Linked DNA regions of Homo sapiens: region 1 is linked to region 2. The links are chromatin loops, found by intact Hi-C in ENCODE. Cell type or tissue: HepG2. All regions are shown on one strand. Each heading gives the region's core, and the rest is flanking DNA. Links, peaks and the distances in the headings are about the cores only.

Region 1 (10,104 bases), core at 853-8,852, 89 kb before region 2:
CTCTCAAGAAACAGCCACCTTTCTGTTGGCCAGGTGAGAGCATGTTTCCTTGTATAATACTTTTTTTATGCAAATAGAAATTTACCATACCCAGTGTTCTGCTCCTCACATTTCTTACCTAACAATAAATTTGGGAGATAAATAACTTATCATCTCTCTTGTCATAACTATATTCCCTATCACAGCACCTTCTGCATGCAACAGGTGCTCAGTAAATGCTTTTTAGCTAGTGGTAATGACAGTTTCCTGTTGAGAATTGAAGTATGGAAAAGCTGTTTACAACCATAAACCACCATAGAAAGGTAAGCAATTGTCACGACTGTGTGTAGCTGCTATGAAATGAAGTAGGTCCTGTGTTGATCAATGTTCCTTCTGTTTTAATGGCCAAACTCAAACTAGAGTGTCCACTTCTTCCTCTGGGTTCTACACTCAGCAAAGCGGAGGCTGTCAGTCCAGACAATACTATTTAACAGAAGCCAGAAGGTGAACTTCCTGTTAAGTCAAGCTCATAAAGACACAGAGAAGGTGAAATGGTTGGGGCAGAAAAGGACCTCAAGAGAATTGTTTATTTACTCTAGAGGAGACGCTGCAGAGTGACTTTTATACCCTAAGGGAGCCTCAAACAGGAAGGAAAGGGCTAGAACCACAGGAAAAGTAGAGTGAGCTTCAGAAAGATCTCTGAGCCAGGTGCGGTGCAATGCGCCTATAGTCGCAGCCACTGGGGAGGCTAAGGCAGGAGGATCTCTTGAGCCCAGGAGTTCAAGGTTGCAGCAAGCTATGATCACTCCACTGCACTCTAGCCTGGGTGACAGAGCAAGACCCTGTCTCCGAAAATAAAAAATAAGAATAAAAAGATCTCTGGGATAGCACTATGGACTGCAGCCTCCACCCCAACATTTTGGCAGGATCCCCCTACCTCTGCTAGCACATATGGCCCTTTTGTAGGATTGAGGCAGACCCAGCTGAGAGGACTCGGGTATTCAGTGGAGGAAGGCTTTGTCCCAGGACAAGACTTCAGTGCAGGGCGCCAGCTGGATTTCAGCCCCACTCGCCCCATCCCTGTGCAAAGTGCAAACTCCCACCCCTAGGCAAAGGGTCGTGTCCCTTCCCCCAGGTGTCATTCATGTGTTCATTAGATATATATGTATTGATACCCACTACATGTCATGCACCATACTAGGTACTGGGAACACAGCATGAACAAGGCAGGCTCCCAGCTCATAAGGAGTTTATTTCCTAATGGGAAAGATACAACAAATCTGCAAGAAAGGCAATTTCAGAGTGAAAAGTGCAAAGAATGTATATGGGATAACCTGAGAGTGATGTGAGGGTGGTGGGCAGTGTTTGGCCAGAGTAGTCAAGAAAGGCCTTTTTGAAAAGGAGACCCCTCAATTTCCAGGCTCCAGGCTGGAGTCCTTTGAGACTCTTTCCCCTCCTTTTCCATCCCTCAAGTGGGTTTGAGCCAGGGTCTTATGTTTCCTGGTGGAAACAGCCTCCAAGATAGCCCCTAATGAACTTCCTTCTTGGTGTCCATGCCCTTGAGTAGTCTCTTTCCACATAGACTCAGGGTTGGTCTGTGTGGCCAATAGAACACAGTAGAAGTGATGGTTGTCACTCCCAAGGCTAAGTCATCAGAGACTTCATGCTCCCCTGCCCTGCCCTCTCTGTCTCTCTCTCTCAGGTTGCTTGCTCTGGGGGAAGTGAGCTGCTGTGTTATAAACAACCACATGGCAAGGAACTGAGGCCTCCTGCCAACAGCCATGCACATGAGTGAGCTTGGAAGCAGATTCTGCAGCCCCAGTCAAGGCTTCAGATAACTGAAGCCCCAACTGACAATCATGATTACAACCTCATGAGATTCCCTGATTCAGAACCATCCAACTAAGCTGCTCTCAAATTCTCTTTTTTTCTTTAATGAATGAAGCAATTTATTAACCCAGGATCATTTGTTTTAATGCTTCTTGTTGGCAGCTGCCACCTATCCAGTGATTCTGTCCAGATCTTTCTGACCCTGAGGTGTCAGTTTATGGCCCCTATCTTGGTCCTTTTCCACCATTTTCAGCCCCTCCAGGGCTTGGAGGACCCAGTGGGCCACACTCTTGGAGACTCGGCTGACGTGGCTGGGCAGGACACCATTTATCTGACATTCCCCATAGATCTTGGTCATGGAGCCAACCCCAGCGCCACCTTGGTGGTATAGGTGCTATGTTGTGGAAGCAGCTCATGTGTAGAACCACTTCTCATCTCAGAGAGTAAGCTCTTTGCGCTTGGCCAGTTTGGTGGTATCCACCCATTCAGGGACTTTCAGCTTCCTGGACTTTTTGAGGAGGGCTACCAGAGCTCTGATGAACTCCTGCTGATTCATGTCTTCTACAGTAACTCCAGGAATCATGACACCTCTGCGCTGCCAGCCAGGGGAACAGCTGTTCTCAAATTCTCAAAAGAACACTTGTTATTTTAAGCCACTAAGGTTGGAGGTTGTTTGTTACACAGCACTAGATAACCAATACACAACAGATAGCCCTTACACATCGATCTCACTGCACCCTGCAATCCAGACTTCCTTGTCTCCTGTGTCCTGTCCAGCATCTAGCCTGCCCAGTACTCAACTACAGCATCTAGCCTGCCCAGTATTCAACTGTGACACCATCCCAACCCCCTCAAAGACCATCCCCCACCCCATATTTCTCAATCACCTCCAGGAAAAAGGTTAAATCAGCCTGGTTTCTAAGTCTGTCCATAAATCTAATTCCGCAAGCATTTATTGCAAATTTTTGATATGTTTAGCTTAGTGTTTCATGCTGCAGGGAAAACACAAGAACTAGTTATTATAGTCCCTGTCCTTGGTGTTGTTGGTAAGATAGACTAATGTCTCTGAAACAATCAGAAGACAGTGCAGAATAGTTAATCAAAGGCTTGTGGGGTTGACAGAAAGTGTTAAGTGAGAGGTTGGAGAGCTCCATGTTGGCCAGAGGTGGGGAGCAGGGAGAAGCTGGGGCCTGGGTCAGTCCAGCACAGGCAAGGGAAGAAGGGTAGGGCCCAGACAAGCAGAGGGGCTGAGAGCAGAGGTCGGTTTAGGGAAACAAAGCCTGGGCCAGCTGAAGATGTAGAGGGCCTTGAAAGCCTGGTGGAAGAACCCAGCAGGTGGAGGTTGCAGAATTCACTGCAACCTCCGCCTCCTGGGTTCAAGCAATTCTCCAGCCTCAGCCTCCCTGGGTTATAAATTGGGTGGATTTATAACCCAAACCAGTGGGCAATAAACAGTGCTGTGAACCTATTTAGATCGATGAGATTAAAGGTAGGGAGTGAGATCGAAAGAAGATGGAGAGGAAAAGAAGGTGGGAAAAGAGATCGGGGCTGGGGCAAAATGAATTTGGAGTGATTTGCCATCACTGAGATGTGAGCACCTGAAGCTAGACAGCAGGAACAAAACCAGGGGCATTGCTCTGATTTGAGGCTGAACAATTGAGGTGTCACCCCCACCCCAGGCCTGGCAGCCACCTCTTACCTGGGGGAGCATAGATTCTATGAGACTGGAGTCAAGAGCAGGTCAGGCTCCTGCTGAGTCTATAGCAGAGGTGCTTAACGCTCTATGGACACCTGGGGAGATGTGTAAGTGCACTTGGGGGCCAATTTGAAGCACTTTAGCATAATAGTCTAGTGCAGAAACTGACAGACCACCTGGCTCTACCCCTCACAGACTGAGGGACCTTCAATCAGTCACTTAACTCCCCAGAGCCCCATAATCCTTATCCAAACATGAAGGTAATGAGAGTACCTACTCCATAGGGTTGTGGAGATTCAGCAAAATGAAAAGCACTTAGAACGGTTAACTTCTTTGTTATGCAAATGTTCTTGCACTGACCTGGGTTGCAGTTTAGGCATAAACATTTTTAGATTCCTGGGTACAGCCAAGATTAAGAATCAAAAATTCAGCCAAGTACATTGGCTCAAGCCTATAATGTCAGCACTTTGGGAGGCCAAGGCAAGAGGATCACTTGAGTCCAGGAGTTTGAAACCAGCCTGGGCAACATAAGGAGACCCCATCTCTATGAAGAATAAATAAATAAACAAACAAACAGAAATAAAAATGTAGCCGAGCATGATGGTGCTTGCCTGTAGTCCTAGCTTCTTGGGAGGCTGAGACGGGAGGATTACTTGAGCCCAGGAGGTCAAGGCTGCAGTGAGCCATGATTGCACCACTGCACTCCAGCCTGGGTGATAGCACAAGACACTGTCTCAAAAACAAACAAACAAACAAACAAAAATAAAAAACAACAACAACAGGCCAGGTGCAGTGGCTGGTGCCTGTAATCCCAGCGCTTTGGGATGCCAAGGTAGGAGGATCACTTGAGCCTTAGAGTTCAAGACTAGCCTGGGCAACATAGGGAGACCCCGTCTCTACAAAAAACAAAAATAATTTTTTTTAAAAAAAATCAGAAATCCACAAGGACAAAGAACTCACCCCCCCCCATCCTTCCTACCATCCTCCCTACCATCAGAATAGGAAGTTAAAACTATCACTTCAGACATGCTCTTTGATTCAGATGAAGGTGAGACTTGGCTAGATTATGGCTTTGACTCAGAACCATGGGCAAAGTTCATGGTTTGGGAGTTTCTGCAGGAAGCTTGGGGACGTTCAGCTGTTTTAGCTGAACTTGACTCTGAGTTCCAAGTCTATGAAATTCCAAAACTCAAAGCAAAACAAAGGCACCCTCAAGGTTAGGGATCATATGCTATCCATCTCCACCCCCTGGCACCCAGCGTGGCACCCACACTTGCTGGTTGGCTGGAGGAGCGAGGCAGGCCTTAACTCGGTTGGTGTACAGAGCTGACTGGTCTCAGATATGGACCACAGAGGGCAAATTTGATGAAACAAAGACAAAGCCATAAAGGAAACAGGCTTTGTGCCATTTAGGAATGCAAATTAGATTTTCTTCATTGCTGAAGAATTCTCATACTGCTAAACCAGGAATATTCAGACACCCACCTTCCACCCCCAGTTTAGGATATTTATGTTAACGGAAGACTCAGAGGGAGATGACTTTTTGGGTCCTTTGAGTTGGTACAATGCAGATACAGGTGCCATATTTAAAGCACACCTGAAACAGGTGGGCAGCCTCCCAACACCCTTCAGGCCAGTGCTTCTCAAACACTGATGCACACGCCACTCACCAGGGGAGCTTGTTCACATGCAGAGTCTAATGCGGTAGGTCTGAGGGAGAGCCTGAGATTCTGCATTTCTTTTTTTTGTTTTTTTTTCTTGAGACAGAGTCTCGCTCTGTCATCCAGGCTGGAGTGCAATGGCGTGATCTCGGCTCACTGCAACCTCCGCCTCCTGGGTTCAAGCAATTCTCCAGCCTCAGCCTCCCGATTAGCTGGAATTACAAGCACCCCCACCACCACCACGCCCGACTAATTTTTGTAATTTTAGTAGAGACGGGGTTTCACCATGTTAGCCAGGCTGGCCTCGAACGCCTGACCTCAGGTGATCCACCCACCTTGGCCTCCCAAAGTGCTGGGTTTACAGGCATGAGCCACCCCACCCAGCCGAGGTTCTGCATTTCTAACAAGCTCCCGGGAGATGGTGATGTTGCTGGCCCAAAGGCCAGCACGTTGAGTGGTGAGGCATCAAAGTCCACTTTGGGGCGGAAGCCAGCCCAGGTTTGGCGTATCGCCTGGACAGTAGCCCCGACTTGGGTTAAAAGAATTAACAAATCCCTGCCCACTGGTCACATATTTGTCATTTTTTCTGCCTTAAAAATATCCCCGCTGGGTGTGGTGGCTCCAGCCTGTAATCCCAACACTTTGGGAGTTTGAGGCAGGAGGATCGCTTGAGTCTAGGAGTTGGAGACCAGCCTGAGCAATATAGTGAGATCCTGCCTCTACGAAAAGTAAAAAAATAAAAAATTAGCCAGGCATGGTGGCATGCACCTGTAGTCCCAGCTACTCAGGGGGCTGAGGTGGGAGGATCACTTGAGTCTGGGAGGGCAAGGCTGCAGTGAGCAGTGATCGTGCCACTGCACTGCAGGGTGGGCCACAGTGCAAAATCTTATCTAAAAAAAAGAAAAAAAAGAATCCTTAAAGTTGAGAGTCTGAATAGTTTTAATTATCTAATGCGCTCACTGGATTTTTAAATTGTCCTTGTCACTTCTGGTGTGGTTTGGCATTTTGAGCTTTGCTGACTCTGAAATACTCTCTGTAACTGGGAAGGACATATCCATGAACACTCACCCTGCTTGCTGCATAATCAGGGGTCTCCTTGGGCTCCAGGGCTAGGACAGACCTCTGGGTTGATGATTTAACTCCAGGGCTGGTTAATAAAGGCCCAGCTGAATCTGGAGCCTTGCCCCATGTCTCACAGCTAGTGGAAGAGCCAGGAAGATCTGAGTTGTGTTTTCCTGGTATGCTGTTTGTGGTGGTGGTTTATATAATATCCTGCTTCCATCTCAGGGCACTGGTTTAGTTCAGGAAGCAAACTGGCTCCTTTTCAGGGACCAGAGTCCAAAGAGTAGCCAGTGATTATCTCAAAATGCCAGGTGAGAAGATGGGAAATGAATGTCTGGCCTCAGACATTTCACCCCACCCTGGGTGAGATCTATTAATATTACACTCTCTCAGCACCGCACTGAAAGCACTCTCACAGGGTTAACGAGAATGTCAAGCCAGGCTCTAGGCAGAGTTATAGCTAGGCACTGACCAGGGTGTGCTGGTGCACTTTGACCCACTTCCCTGCAGTTGCTCGCTAACCGAGAGTCACGTAGCACACGGACCACCTGCTCCCTCATTGTTCCTATAGAGAGAATCTGTGACACTGGACCTTTTTACTAAAAAATTGCTTAAGGTATTTTTCAGATCCTGCATTCCAGCAGAATGCCTGATGTCAACGAGTCTGCAGAACCCCAGCCCCAAGGTGCCAATCCAGCACAGAAATGTGATTCCTTCATCTCCTTGTCCCATAACTGCACGCATCACTTCTCGACCAATCAGCAATCCCTAGCTCCTCAGCCCCCTACCCACCAAAATTCACTTAAAAAGTCCAGTCTAAAACTCCTTAGGGAGGCAGATTTGAGGTTCCCTCCCACCCCCTTGTTTGGCTGCCATATGATTACTACACTGTTTCTCTGCTACAACTCCCACCATTTCTGTGTATTGGTCTGTTACTGTCCAATGTGCAGTTGAACCTGGTGGTCCTATAACAGCACCTCTTCTTAAAGCACTGTGTACCGTTATTTACAGTACAATTATTGATTAAAGTCTAAATGTCCCTCATTTAGACTAGAAGCTTCCTGAGGGCTTCTTTGTATTCACCATTGCATCTCCATCACTTGATGCAGCACATAGCAAGTGGGTGTTCAGTACACATGTGCTGAATAAATAAATAAATGCACAAGAGCCAAGCCTTATGCCATATGCCAGTCATTATTCAATTGTTTATATGGGCCGGGCGCGGTGGCTCATGCCTGCAATCCTAGCACTTTGGGAGGCACTTGAGCCCAGGATTTGGAGACCAGCCTGGGAAACATGGCAAAACCCTGTCTCTACAAAAAGCTCAAAAAATTAGCTGGGTGCAGTGGTGCACACCTGTAGTCCCAGCCACCTGGGAGGCTGAGGTGGGAGGATCTCCTGAGCCCAGGAGGTCAAGGCTGCAGTGAACTGTGATCACACAACTGCACTCCAGCCTGGGCAACAGAGTGAAACCATGTCTCAAAAAATTGTTTATAAATATTTACTCTTTCTATTATTACAAGCTTATGAAAACAGGTGGTATTATTATCCCTTTCACATAGAAGGAAACTAAGGCAGAAGGTGCGTAAGTAACTTGCCCATGATTGCACAGCTAATAAACGCCTAGCACCAGAGCCTATCTTCTTAACTGCTGCATGATTCATTGCCTTTAGACAATTGAATTTAGACAGCTGCCTGAAGAGTGAGGCTCAGGTGGCAAATAAAGCAACATGCGCTTGCAGAGCCCAGAAGACAGAAACATATGCAAGACCAAGGACACGGAAGCAGAGTGAAGAAGCAGGAAGACCAGTCTTGGCTCTGTGAACAAGGACACAGGTGCTGGAATCGGAAGACTTGACCTTTAAGCCATCTCAGTTTCTTCATGTGTGTCCTGGCCATGGCAAAACCCTAGCTGAAGAGATTCTGAGGTGACAAGGGGTGGGGAGTGATATTTAGGACTTGCAAAGAGAGGCCAGAAGGAAGTCAGGCAGCCTCAAGGGAGTCAGGGCCTTCTCCACCACCACAGCTGGGCTCAGGGAAACTGCTGACACACAGGCACACTAGTGACTCCAGGCCCTGCCCTCAGCAGCTTCCACATCCTCCTTGCGGGCACCTTGTCACCTTGTCATCTGCTGTCCCAGGGCAGCTCTCAGTCTCCCTGCCTGCTTCCTCCCGCCCAGTGCTTCTCACCTCTCTGACTTTTTATTTTATTTTTATTTTTTAAAGACAGGGTCTTGCTCTGTCATTTCACTCTGTCACCTAGGTTGGAGTACAGTGGCATGATCACAGCTAACTGCAGCCTTGACCTATTGGGCTCAAGTGATCCTCCCCTCTTAGCCTCCCAAGTAACTAGGACTATAGGTGTGCATCAACACGCCTGGACAATTTTTTTAATTTTTTATAGAGACTGGGCCTCACTATGTTGGCCAGGCTGGTCTCAAACTCCTGGGCTCAAGCAGTCCTCTCGCCTCAGCCTCCCAAAGTGCTGGGATGACAGGCGTGAGCCACTGCACCCGGCCTAATTTTGTTTTTTGGTAGAGACAAGGTCTCAATATGTTGGCCAGGCTGGTCTGGAACTCCTGAGCTCAAGCAATCCTCTTGCCTCAGCCTCGTAAAGTGCTGGGATTATAGCTGTGAATCAACCACACCTGGCCTCATTCTGACTTTTGTCCGAGGGACATCCTTCACGTTATTGTTCCTCCTGCTGAATCAGGCCTGACACCTTCTCACTTATAAGTGGGAAGCTCACTACTCTTGTGGTGCTGAAGGGGCCCTGCAGTGTGGTACCTTGTGTATGAAGTCAGCCATATCACCTCATAGAATTGCTTATACTGCCCAGAGTCCCCAGGAACCTTAACCTGTTCTTTGGCAGAAATATAGACATGGGTTTTAGGTCTGATGAAAGATGGCATCCAAACACAGGCAGAATCGTGTAGGCAGGAGGCCTCCGTTCAGACACCTAGAACTCTCAGCAGGCTGCTCCCTGAACTGGCTCTGTATCAATCGCTGCATTTTAGTTTGAACCCCAGCCTATGGTTCTCCTCTCCTGCAGTTAGCATTTTAGACTTTCTGTCTCTAATGTAAGTAAATACTTTTTGTTAAAGGAATTTGGGGCATCGTCAAGTACGTGAGGAGGCACATAGGGCCCAGGGAGGGAGGGATCCCACATTGCTCAGGCCCAGGGATACCCAAGCCTGTGACTGCGGGTTCTCACCAGCATCAGCTCAGTGAGTTCTGCCTCAGCTGTCCCAACACTAAGTCTCTACACCTGCCCACTCTGTTACAGACTGAAGCAGGGGAAGAAGTTGTGTCACCAGAGCTCTGAGCCAGAATTTTGGGAAAGATGGCAGATTGGTAAGGAAATAAATTGCTCAGTTTATATCACCCATCATTTCCTTTTTCAAATTGCAAAATAAAATAGGAAATAGAATAGAAAATTAAATAAAATATCCCTCTTGGTGATTTTGAAGGTAGACCAGTTCTGGTTTCCTGCCAGCGGAGATTACCCTTCCCCGTGGCACAATAGTCTCATTCAGCTTTTGGTACTAGAGTAACTATTTAGAATAAAGTCCGAGGTCCCAGCTAAGAACAGAGAATGAAGAAAAACTTACAAATTTCTTTTTTCTGCACATGCCATGCCATTTACAAACATGGCCACTTTGATGACTTCCTCACTGCTTTGCCCTTGAAAAAGGAGTTATTATAACATACCTTGCAAATGACAAAACCTGATTGTGTCCTTGTGCAAATGTCCCTGTCATGCAGGGGAGGTGGTTCCTCTGTGTGATTGGGGCCTCAGAGGCCCCTGCTTGTCACTGAGGACTCTGCTGGACCCCTGCTTGGTCATGGGACAGATGAGGGGGCATCCTGCTACAT
Region 2 (10,104 bases), core at 1,046-9,045:
GAGTCTCGCTCTGTTGCCCAGGCTGGAGTGCAGTGGCACGATCTTCGCTGACTACAACCTCTGCCTTCCAGGTTCAAGCGATTCTCCTGCCTCAGCCTCCTGAGTAGCTGGGATTACAGGCATGTGCCACCACACCTGGCTAATTTTTGTTTTTTTGTTTTGTTTTGTTTTGAGATGGAGTCTTGCTCTGTCGCCCAGGCTGGAGTGCAGTGGCGCGATCTCGGCTCACTGCAAGCTCCACCTCCCGGGTTCACGCCATTCTCCTGCTTCAGCCTCCCAAGTAGCTGGGACTACAGGTGCCCGCCGCCATACCCGGCTCATTTTTTGTATTTTTAGTAGAGACGGGGTTTCACCATGTTGGTCAGGCTGGTCTCGAACTCCTGACCTCGTGATCCGCTCGGCCTCCCAAAGTGCTGGGATTACAGGCATGGGCCACTGTGCCTGGCCGAAACCTTATCTTAAATGACATTTTGAAAGTCTTAAATAAATTAACCCATATATATAGATAAGAAGATTCGATACAGTAAAAAAAAAAATCAATTCTCCCCATACTTATTTGTAAATTCCATTTACAGTCATTTCCATCAAAATCCCATCAGGGATTTTGTTCCTATGGAACAAATTGATCAGTGGGATAGAGCAGAGACCCTCAATGGAATCATGATACCAAGAGAAAGGAAACCTGAGATCAGTAGAGAAAGGAGGATCTGTTCAATAAATGGTGTTGGTACAACAAGTTATCTAAATGTGGAAAAAATCAATTAAATGAATCTTCACCTTATACCATAAACACATCAATTTTAGGCAGATTAAAAAAGTAAATGTGAAAAAGCAAAACTTTAAAACTTTTGGAAAAAAATATAGAACATCTTTTTGATCCTAAGTTAGGGAAGAATTTCTTAAACAAGATACAAAAAAATCCTAATAATAAAAGAAAAGACTGATAAATTTGGCTGTATTAAAATAACTTCCAATTATCAAAAGATAAAGAAAATAAATGACAAAGCACAAACTGGCAGAAATATATGCAACACATATAAGCAACAAAGATTTAGTATCCAAAATAAAGAACTCCTACAAGTCAATATGAAAAACAACAAAATAGAAAAATGGGCAAAATGTCTGAACGGGCATTTAACTAAAGTACAGACAGGTTTAACCAATACACATATTAAAAAATGTTCAACCTCATCAATAATGAGGGAAATATAAATTAAGATCACAATAACATACCATTTTATACCTACTAGATGGGTTCAAAATTTAGAACTACTGAATAGGAAGTAGGTCAGTCAGAATTCCAGTACATAGCTGGTGGCAGAATAGTTGTTGGTACAACTTCTTTGGAAAACAATTTGGCATGACCTTGCAAAAGGAACAACTATATATAGCCTTTGAATCAGTAATTCCATTTTTAAAAATGCCAGATTACAATTTTTTAAAAAAATTGTGGTAGAGTCACACAATGAATTTTAAAACAGCAATAAAAAAATCACTGAATTACAAATAAATGTAAAACCATGTTCAAATCTTAGAAGCATTATGTTGGGTGAAAAGAAAGCAAGATTTAAGACTATATAGAACAGGATGCCATTTCATAAAGCTTAAAACCAGACAAAGCTAAAGAATATACTGTTTAGACATTTATAAAAATGTGATAAATCTATCTTTAAGTAGAAGAAAGTAATAGATTCAAAATCCAGGATATATGTTACCTCTTGGGAGGAGCCAGGAGGATAGAACAGGGGAAACATAAACATAAGCATGCTACTGGTAATCTTCCACTTACTGGGTAAGTGACAGGTTCTCTTATGCATGCTACTGGTAATCTTCCACTTACTGGGTAAAGTGACAGGTTCTCAACAGTTCACTGTATTTTTATGCTTTGTAACATCCATAAATATTTCAAATATTCTTGTATATGTATCATATAATAACAAAGACAAAAAATAAAGCAAGGCATGGGGACAGGCATTGTTGGGAGTGGGATGGGAGGGTATAATTGTCAGCATTATTTAAGCATTATTTTAAATTCTTCGGAGAAAGCCTCTTTGAGAAGATAACATTTGGGATAACACCTGAGTCAGCTGGGTGTCTAAGGGAAGGGCAGTCCTGGCAGAGGGAGGAGCAAGCTGGAAGGCCCAAAGCAAAACGGGGGATATCTGGAGACAAGACTAAGGAGAATAGAACGGGTCAGGAAAAATAGAGTGACACAGCAATAGTAATTATAAAGAGAGGAAACCCAAGGAAGGGCTTGCTTGCTGTTTCAAATGGTTCTGTTTTCATCCAAGTCATTTTAGTACCAGAATTGGGCAGGTTCTCGAGCACCTTCTGGCCTGTGCTTTGGCAGTTGGGGAGGACTGCTACTGCTACAAGGTTTGCAGGAGGGCAAGGGCAAGGTCAAGGTCATGGTGTTTAGAGTGGTTAGGAAAAACTTGGGTGAGCGAGCAGACTGGCTAATGAGAGAAACAGCAAAGAGGTCAATGTAAGAACAGGAGAGTAAGGACCGGAAATCAAGAGCTCAGGCAAAGGGTTGGGAAGGGGGTTGTCAATTATACAGAATCACATAACTTGGAGAGACTTCGGGTTTTACATGACTAGAATTATCATCACTTGTTATATTATCTTCTGTCTTATCCATAATTTTTAAATAGTTGAAATAGATCTACTATCTATCTATCTATCTATCTATCTATCTATCCGTCTAACACCTATTTATGTATCTGTCTGTCTAACTATCTTCCTCCTGCCCAATTTCTGATGGCAGAGGATTTGAAGAGACTATCACTTCTAGTACACTAAATATTTCTCTAATGTTTGCTTTTGTCTATTTTGGTATTGCTTATAATTAGAGAAATGGCATTTTAAAACACATAATAAAAAATAGGCCGGGCACGATGGCACAACTCTGTAATCCCAGTACTTTGGGAGGCCGAGAAGGGCAGATTGCTTGCGCTCAGGAGTTTGAAACCAGGCTGGGCAACATGGTGAAAACCCCATCTCTAAAAAAAATACATTCGTATTCCTGGATTTGGTTTACTAGTATTTTAATATTTTTACAACTACACTCATAGGTGAGGTTGACCTGAAATTTTTATTTTTCATGCTTTGTCTGGTTTTGCTATCAAGATTATACTGGCTTTCTAGAATATGTTTGGAGCATTCCCTCTTTCTCTATTATTTGACAATGTTTGAATAATATCAAAACAATCAGTTGAAAATTTTGAGAACCTGCCTCTAAGATCATCTGGGGTTGATGTTTTCTCAGAAAGATTTTTAACTACAGTTTTAGTTTATTTAGCATTTCTTAGCTTCTTCAGTCTAAGAAAGAAATAATAAATAAATAAATAAAGCAAGCAAGCAAAGGAGAATAAAGGGAGTTGAAGGAACAAGAGTCGATGAAAGATTCTGTGAAGGGAGAATCACTTGAACCCAGGACATGGAGGTTGCAGTGAGCTGAGATCACGCCATTGCACTCCAGCCTGGGCAACAGAGCAAGATCCTGTCTCAAAAAAGAAACAAACAAACAACAACAACAAAAACAAAGAAAAAAAGAGAAAGATCCTGTGAAGGAACATCAAAGGTAAGAAAACCAAGAAAGTAAAAAATAAATAAATAAGCTAAAAAAGAAAACAAAGGTAAGAAAACCTAGATAGCACAGGGTTCTCGAAGCTAAGAGAACCTAAAAAGTAGCCATCAGGTGCAACATAATGAAAGCTGAGAAGGCTATTGGAATGGACAATTGGGTCATAGGTGATTCCAAAAAAATAATTTCTGTGCATTTACAGAAGCCAGACACAGTAAATGAGATCCAAATAAATGGGGAAAAGGTAAAGGCAGATTTTAGAGTACATTTTTGAAAGCCTTAGTGAGAATGGGATCTCTAGGGGACATAACAATTTTTTAATTGTAAAATTATCAAATAAGCTATCTTATTTTTTAATTATTTTTCATTCCTTAAGTTTGAGCTTAAACCCTTTAAAAATAAAGATAGTAAGATAAAAACACTACGAAGTATGAGATCTGAGAGCAAAAATTGCTTCATGTAAGAAATGAACATAGATTATAAGCTGCTGAACGCAAGTAGTACAGGAAGGTGGTTTTAGATCACTCAGCTATCTCTTGATAGAAGTTCTTGCAGTCACACTATGTCGAAACAGAGAATATGAGCAACACAATGGAATGAAGACACAGAGAGAGAAAGGAGGAATATCTCTTTTCTAGTACTGAAGTTAGTAGAGAATACCTTTGATTTAACATACTTGAAGCCTATGGAAGCTCTAAGTGTGGACTCTCCATGTAAAGTCTGAGATGAGGGCAGAGGCAGTGACATCGTTTAAGGGAGTAGTAGCTTATGAGCTCTTTTGCACAGTTTGAGAACAGAACCTAGAGCTTGGGCAGTAACCACAGAGAAGGGCTCCTGTAGTCAAGTTAAGACCTGGAATTGCAGAAGGAAGTCATTTTTAAATGTGCATTTCTTTACTGGGATTGCCTGTTCCCTTTAGAACAAGTAAATAAATGTTAAGGTCTCAAGATACTTGATGTTTCAAAATATGAATAATAACAAAATGAATAATATAATCACCATCAAAGTGTGTTTAATTTTTCAAAGCATTTCACATCCATCATTTCATCTTTCTTAATGGAAATATTCAAGGGTATACAAGGCTATGGGTCAAGTCTCAGGGCAACTCCATCCAATCCTCAAGATTCTATATTAAGTTGTGTTTGCAGATGTTATGCTTAATTTTCAAAAGACTAATGGTGATTAATTTTAGTGAAAGTATATGCTCTTTTTTAAAAAAAAGAAAACTACAGTTCATGCATACACACCTTCACCCACATAAAAAACCTAAAAGGATGAAGAAAGGATACCAAAATTGTTCTGACCTAGTTACATCCCAAGTAACACAGACTATGCTTTACTAAAACTCCTCTTCTTACTGTGAACACAAAATGCCAGCTGTGAAAGAAAGTGATACTGCTGGGTTTGCACACTTTGGTTACCATAGAAACAGTAGAAATGGCAAGAGTTGGATGCCTCACATTTAAGTTATCGGCAATAAAATCAGATAGATAAACCAATGCCCAGGGTTCATTTTAGTTAAATTGTATTTTAAAGGCAAAAGTCAGGGAAATAATGTGATAAGTAATATGATTACTCAGAAGCTACTCCTGAAATATCTGCATTTTAGCAGAATTTACTTAATGCTTTAATTTATATTCATGATACTTAACATGTACTCCAGATTTGCTTTTTCCTTCTATAGAATCAATTTTTTCACAGGGTTAAATATATTTCAGTTAATTGGCACATTATGAGTAGCACAGCCTAAAGATACACAATCTTCCTACTACATTTGCTTTCTCCCACCCCAAGACATTTGGGACAAAAATATGAAACTCATAATATGACTCTTATCAGTACCAATAAAGAGAGAAAAAGACAAACACAATTGTCTACAATCCTGAATAATAGGAACAGAGACAATCAGAATATCAATTGGAGTAGTTTCTGAAACAATGAACAGTGCCGGCTTGATATTAATGGCTACAACTATACTTTTATTTAAATATTGTTAGTGGTGACACAACTTTCCTCACATTTGATACAAACATACATTCCCAGGAAAAAACCCTCAGTTCATGCTCCTTTCTTTACACTGTTCTTCATTGTTTACCCTGAACAAATAAGATTCTGCACTGTAACAAATAGGGCAAAGAACTACCTAAGAGTAAAATCTATGCCTTTTTCTTCTTTTTTTCTTAAGCAGTTATTTGCTAATAGCATTAGTCTATCATAACTGCTTACCCCTTAAAACAACTTCATTGATTAGATAGTAGATGATTTAAAATATGGAGAATCTGATCATTGTGGTTGCAACTTCCTAGAGGGCAGGGAGAGTCATTCTGTCACAACTTTATACGTCTGCTGAGAACTAGGTACATACTGTGTTTAATACATATTTGTTGAATGAGTAAACAAATAAGTGAATGAGCTAAATTGCCAGTGGTTTGTACTCATAATCCATCCAGCTATGGGGTAAGGTATAAGTGTCCTCTGAGAGGCAAGTTCCCAATTTGAAAAGAAGATGGCTGCGTGCAGTGGCTCATGCCTGTAATCCCAGAACATTGGGAGGCCAAGGCGGGCAGATGACCTGAGGTCAGGAGTTCGAGACCAGCCTGACCAACATGGAGAAAACCCACCTCTACTAAAAATACAAAAAATTAGCGTGCATGGTGGCGCATGCCTGTAATCCCAGCTACTCGGGAGGCTAAGGCAGGAGAATCACTTGAACCCGGGAGGTGGAGGTTATGGTGAGCCAAGATCATGCCATTGCATTCCAGCCTGGGCAATAAGAACAAAACTCTGTCTCCAAAAAAAAAAAAAGAAAGAAAGAAAGAACAGAAGTTGAAGGAAACTAGAATAAATACTCCAAAACATGCCAAGCTCACTTCTGAATAACGGTTTTTAAAAGTTATTATTTTACTTTATTCTGGGGTTTCAAAAATCCTCGATAGGCCGGGCACGGTAGCTCACGCCTGTAATCCCAGCACTTTGGGAGCCTGAGGTGGGTGGATCACGAGGTCAGAAGTTCGAGACCAGCTTGGCCAACATAGTGAAACCCTGTCTCTACTAAAAATACAAAAATCAGTCGGGCATGGTGGCACGCACCTGTAGTCCTAGCTACTTGGGAGGCTGAGGCAGGAGAATTGCTTGAACCCAGGAGGCAGAGGTTGTGGTGAGCCGAGATCGCGCCACTGCACTCTAGCCTGGGCAACAGAGCAAGACTCCATCTCAAAAAAAAAAAAATAAATAAAAATAAAAATCCTCTATATGCTAATGGCACCAAAATCTATACCTCTAGGTCTCTAACTTTCCATATATCTCAGAGATATGTTGACAGTAGCCATTACCACAGTCACCTCAAACTCAACTTGTCCAAACTAAATTTTTACTTTTCCCTGTCAAAACTCCTCTTTTTTTGGTTAATCCTTTCTCAGTCACAAAGTCAACAAAAGCAGAAGTCTGAACTTGCATTGACGCTCTCTTTTCTCCCTCAAATCTAACCAATCCTCAGATCTGACTACTTACATCCTACATTTTTGTCAACTATCTCCCCTCCTCTCAATTTGGATCACCTCTGTCATAGTTCAAGCCTTCCTTATTTCTCCACCAGCTGACTTCAACCACCTGATAAGGCTACTATCCCTGTGTCCTCAAACCAACTCTCCATAGCCCTGTCTGAGTGGTCTTTCTTTAACAAAAACCTGACCAGCTCAGGAAACTGGACACAGGAAAAATCCACACTTCTAAACAGGACAACTAAGATCCACCATAATCTGGTCCTCTTTCTCCTGCCTCTTCTTTTACTACTTCTTGCCTTGTCCCAGTAATATAAAGTGCTTGTACTTTCTTCTCTATGCCCTTATTCATACTCCTCTGCCTGGAATGCTCTCCCCACCCACCTCTCTTCATCTTACCAATTTCTATGAATCCTTTCCTATTCAGCTCAGTATGAATTATCCAAGGTACTTAGTACCTTATGCTTAGCTCATCCTTGAATGTACCTCATAATTTCTTTTGTAAACCTTGTTGCTTTATGATTATGTTTGTTGGCTCTTCCCCACCATGTACTCGTTGGGGGAAGGGATCGTATTCATTAACTCTGTATTCCCAGTACCCAGCATACTATCTGGTACATATTAAGAAGCCAAATATGTTTGTAATGCAAATATTCTGTATTTTGTCTGTAAACCACTACTTCCCCCCACAGAAATCCAGTAATAAATAAATAGCTAAAAATGACAATTAGGTTCCATAATTACATTAGTGTCATAACTTTAGGTACACTATAGGCTAAATAGGTCTTTCTATTCAGAGACTCTAACTACTGTTTAAAATGTTATTTCTAATGAAAATGCCTTTCCAGTTTGAAATTATGTATTTACAACTATATGTAGGCTATCTGTAAATCAGGAGAAACCTGTAATATTAAATGCTATGACTAATTTCATTTTAGCTTAAACTGGTTTAACAGTATCTGTAATATAACACCTATGTTAATCAAACTTCAGTATTCACAGTAAACAATGCTTGCCAACCCAGCACTGCCAACAGTTAACAATGTGTTTCTTTGTCTTTCAGGAGTAGTTACTGGCCTGGACAACAGAGATAAGGTTTTCTTTTCTCTAACAAGAACCAATAAAAAGCAACCATTATAAAAAGTTCAATGTAAAACAAATACATGTATGTAGAAGGCTATTTACCTAACTAACTTAAAGGTCATTATGCGAGTATAATCGCGATATATTCCACATTAACATCCATGGTAGGAATAATGCTACAAAGGTATTTGGATTTATTCCTGTTCATTAATAAGTACAATTCATCCTTAGAGAAGCAACACTGGTAGAGAGTAGCTTTCTATTTATGTTTGGAATACCCACATCCAGATCAAATAATTTGGTCTTATTATCATGAGAAATTAAGAATGTCAGAGATAGAAATTCTCAGACTGAGCTCTCTTGTTTTACTGATGAAGAAAGAGAGGCCTAGAGAAGAGAAAGACCTACAACTTGACCAAGTTCACTCTGTGCGGAGAGTAGCAGGTCCAGATGAAAACCCAGTTCTCTCAGAGATGCACTCCAAGCCAGAGTTGTGACAGCCACAGCACCCTGGGAAAATGAACAGTACTTAACTGATTATGGCCCTCCCTATAGAAGACTTCTACCTGATGTGTGCTTAGTTGAGGATATGATCCCACAAAATAACTATCATATGTAATCTCTTGGTAAAATGAATCATCAGTCCTTGCATGCAAGATTCCCTTATTCTTATAAGGTATCTATGTTGCTAGTCTAATAGAATACCTGTGGTGTTAATTGCCCAGGTATATATTTATCAAAACTCATCAATTTGTAATTAAAATGGGTATACCTTACTGTATATAAATTCCACCTCAATAAAATTAATTTAATAAAATAGCGTGCCTAAATTGATTCTTCAGTAATAGCCAAAGGCCTCAAAGTACTGGGGCTCTGTCTGTAGCCTTTGGTTCTCAACTAGTTCCTGCCATTGCTATCAATGTGGGATGTATCTTAATTAGACCCTCTTAGTGACCTTGAAGTTAGTTTGGTAAATAGTCTTCTTAATACATGTGTTTGTCAGCACAGGCCACTAAAACTTTATGCTTAAGTCAGTGATTATCAAATGAGCCCTGACCCTGAGTTAAACCTTAAGAGAGTTTGTATGTCACTGTGAGTCAAACCATGGCTCCTTGCAAGCTGGCCCTCTTGGAAGTGGGATTCTTGGTGTGTACCCTCTCACTATGGAATAACTGGTGAAGCATTAATTCAAACTGACAGATAGATGTGCAGGACTCTGTTGAAAGCTCCAACTACAGGGCTATGAACTCAGATGATGAAAAAAACTGTCATGCCAAAAAGAAAAATCATAGCCCATGTCTAGAAAACACATCAATATTACCTTCTTACACATGTAAGGTGTGTGTCACCATATCCAGAGCACTGTAAGAAACATTGTGTCTGATCTTCACAAGGCCTGTGTAGAGGCAGCAAGACAGGAGCATGGATGGCATCACTACCATCAAAGGCCTCCAGACTGCAGACATGAATGGCTAAGCCCTAGACTATCAAGGACTCAGCTTTAAGGAACTTCTTAGGAACCAGAGGTCACTGGCAGGAACACTAGTATGATTCTTCAGCATGACAAGATTTGCAATTGTCCAAAATCACCTAAAATAGCAGGTCAGAAGATATCCAGGCCATACTTTGCTTTCTGATTGCTAACTATGCATTTTAAAAGAAATCAGAATGATTAAGTCATATTAAAAGAAATACTACTTCTTGTCATAATCCTCTTTAAGTAGAATGTTAACTGATAAATCAAATAAAAATAACAAATAATTAAGTCATTTGACTAGCATGGAATTGCTACCTCCAAAGCCTCTCTTAGTAATATATCATTCAAGAAGGAAGAATGAAAAGTACATTTGAAGCAGTTGCTAATTGTGATCTCATTTAATCAAGCTTTTTAAAAACTTCCATATTTTAAATATGAAGACTTGGCAAAAATATTTG

The links. Peaks named below come from ENCODE experiments on the same cell type or tissue, not always from the same donor. Only the 100,000 strongest peaks of a DNase experiment are listed, where the experiment ranks them.
Region 1: a loop joins it to region 2, with 2.0 times the contacts of the local background. A loop is called at or near these places in 2 of 110 quality-filtered maps.

The regions. Positions count from the first base shown.
Region 1 is chr6:110,560,224-110,570,327 of GRCh38, forward strand. It overlaps the pseudogene RPS19P5. Among named protein-coding and RNA genes, the nearest start is that of SLC22A16, 89 kb to the left of the region's middle. RefSeq lists enhancers at 5,033-5,534, 5,535-6,034. In HepG2, for the core only: a CTCF peak has its summit at 5,596; DNase peaks (open chromatin) are centred at 5,658 and 6,628; H3K4me3 peaks cover 994 bases.
Region 2 is chr6:110,648,565-110,658,668 of GRCh38, forward strand. The region is part of intron 4 of CDK19 (cyclin dependent kinase 19); the gene reads right to left. Among named protein-coding and RNA genes, the nearest start is that of CDK19, 160 kb to the right of the region's middle. In HepG2, for the core only: no CTCF peak of the experiment used is centred there; DNase peaks (open chromatin) are centred at 5,677, 5,967 and 8,147.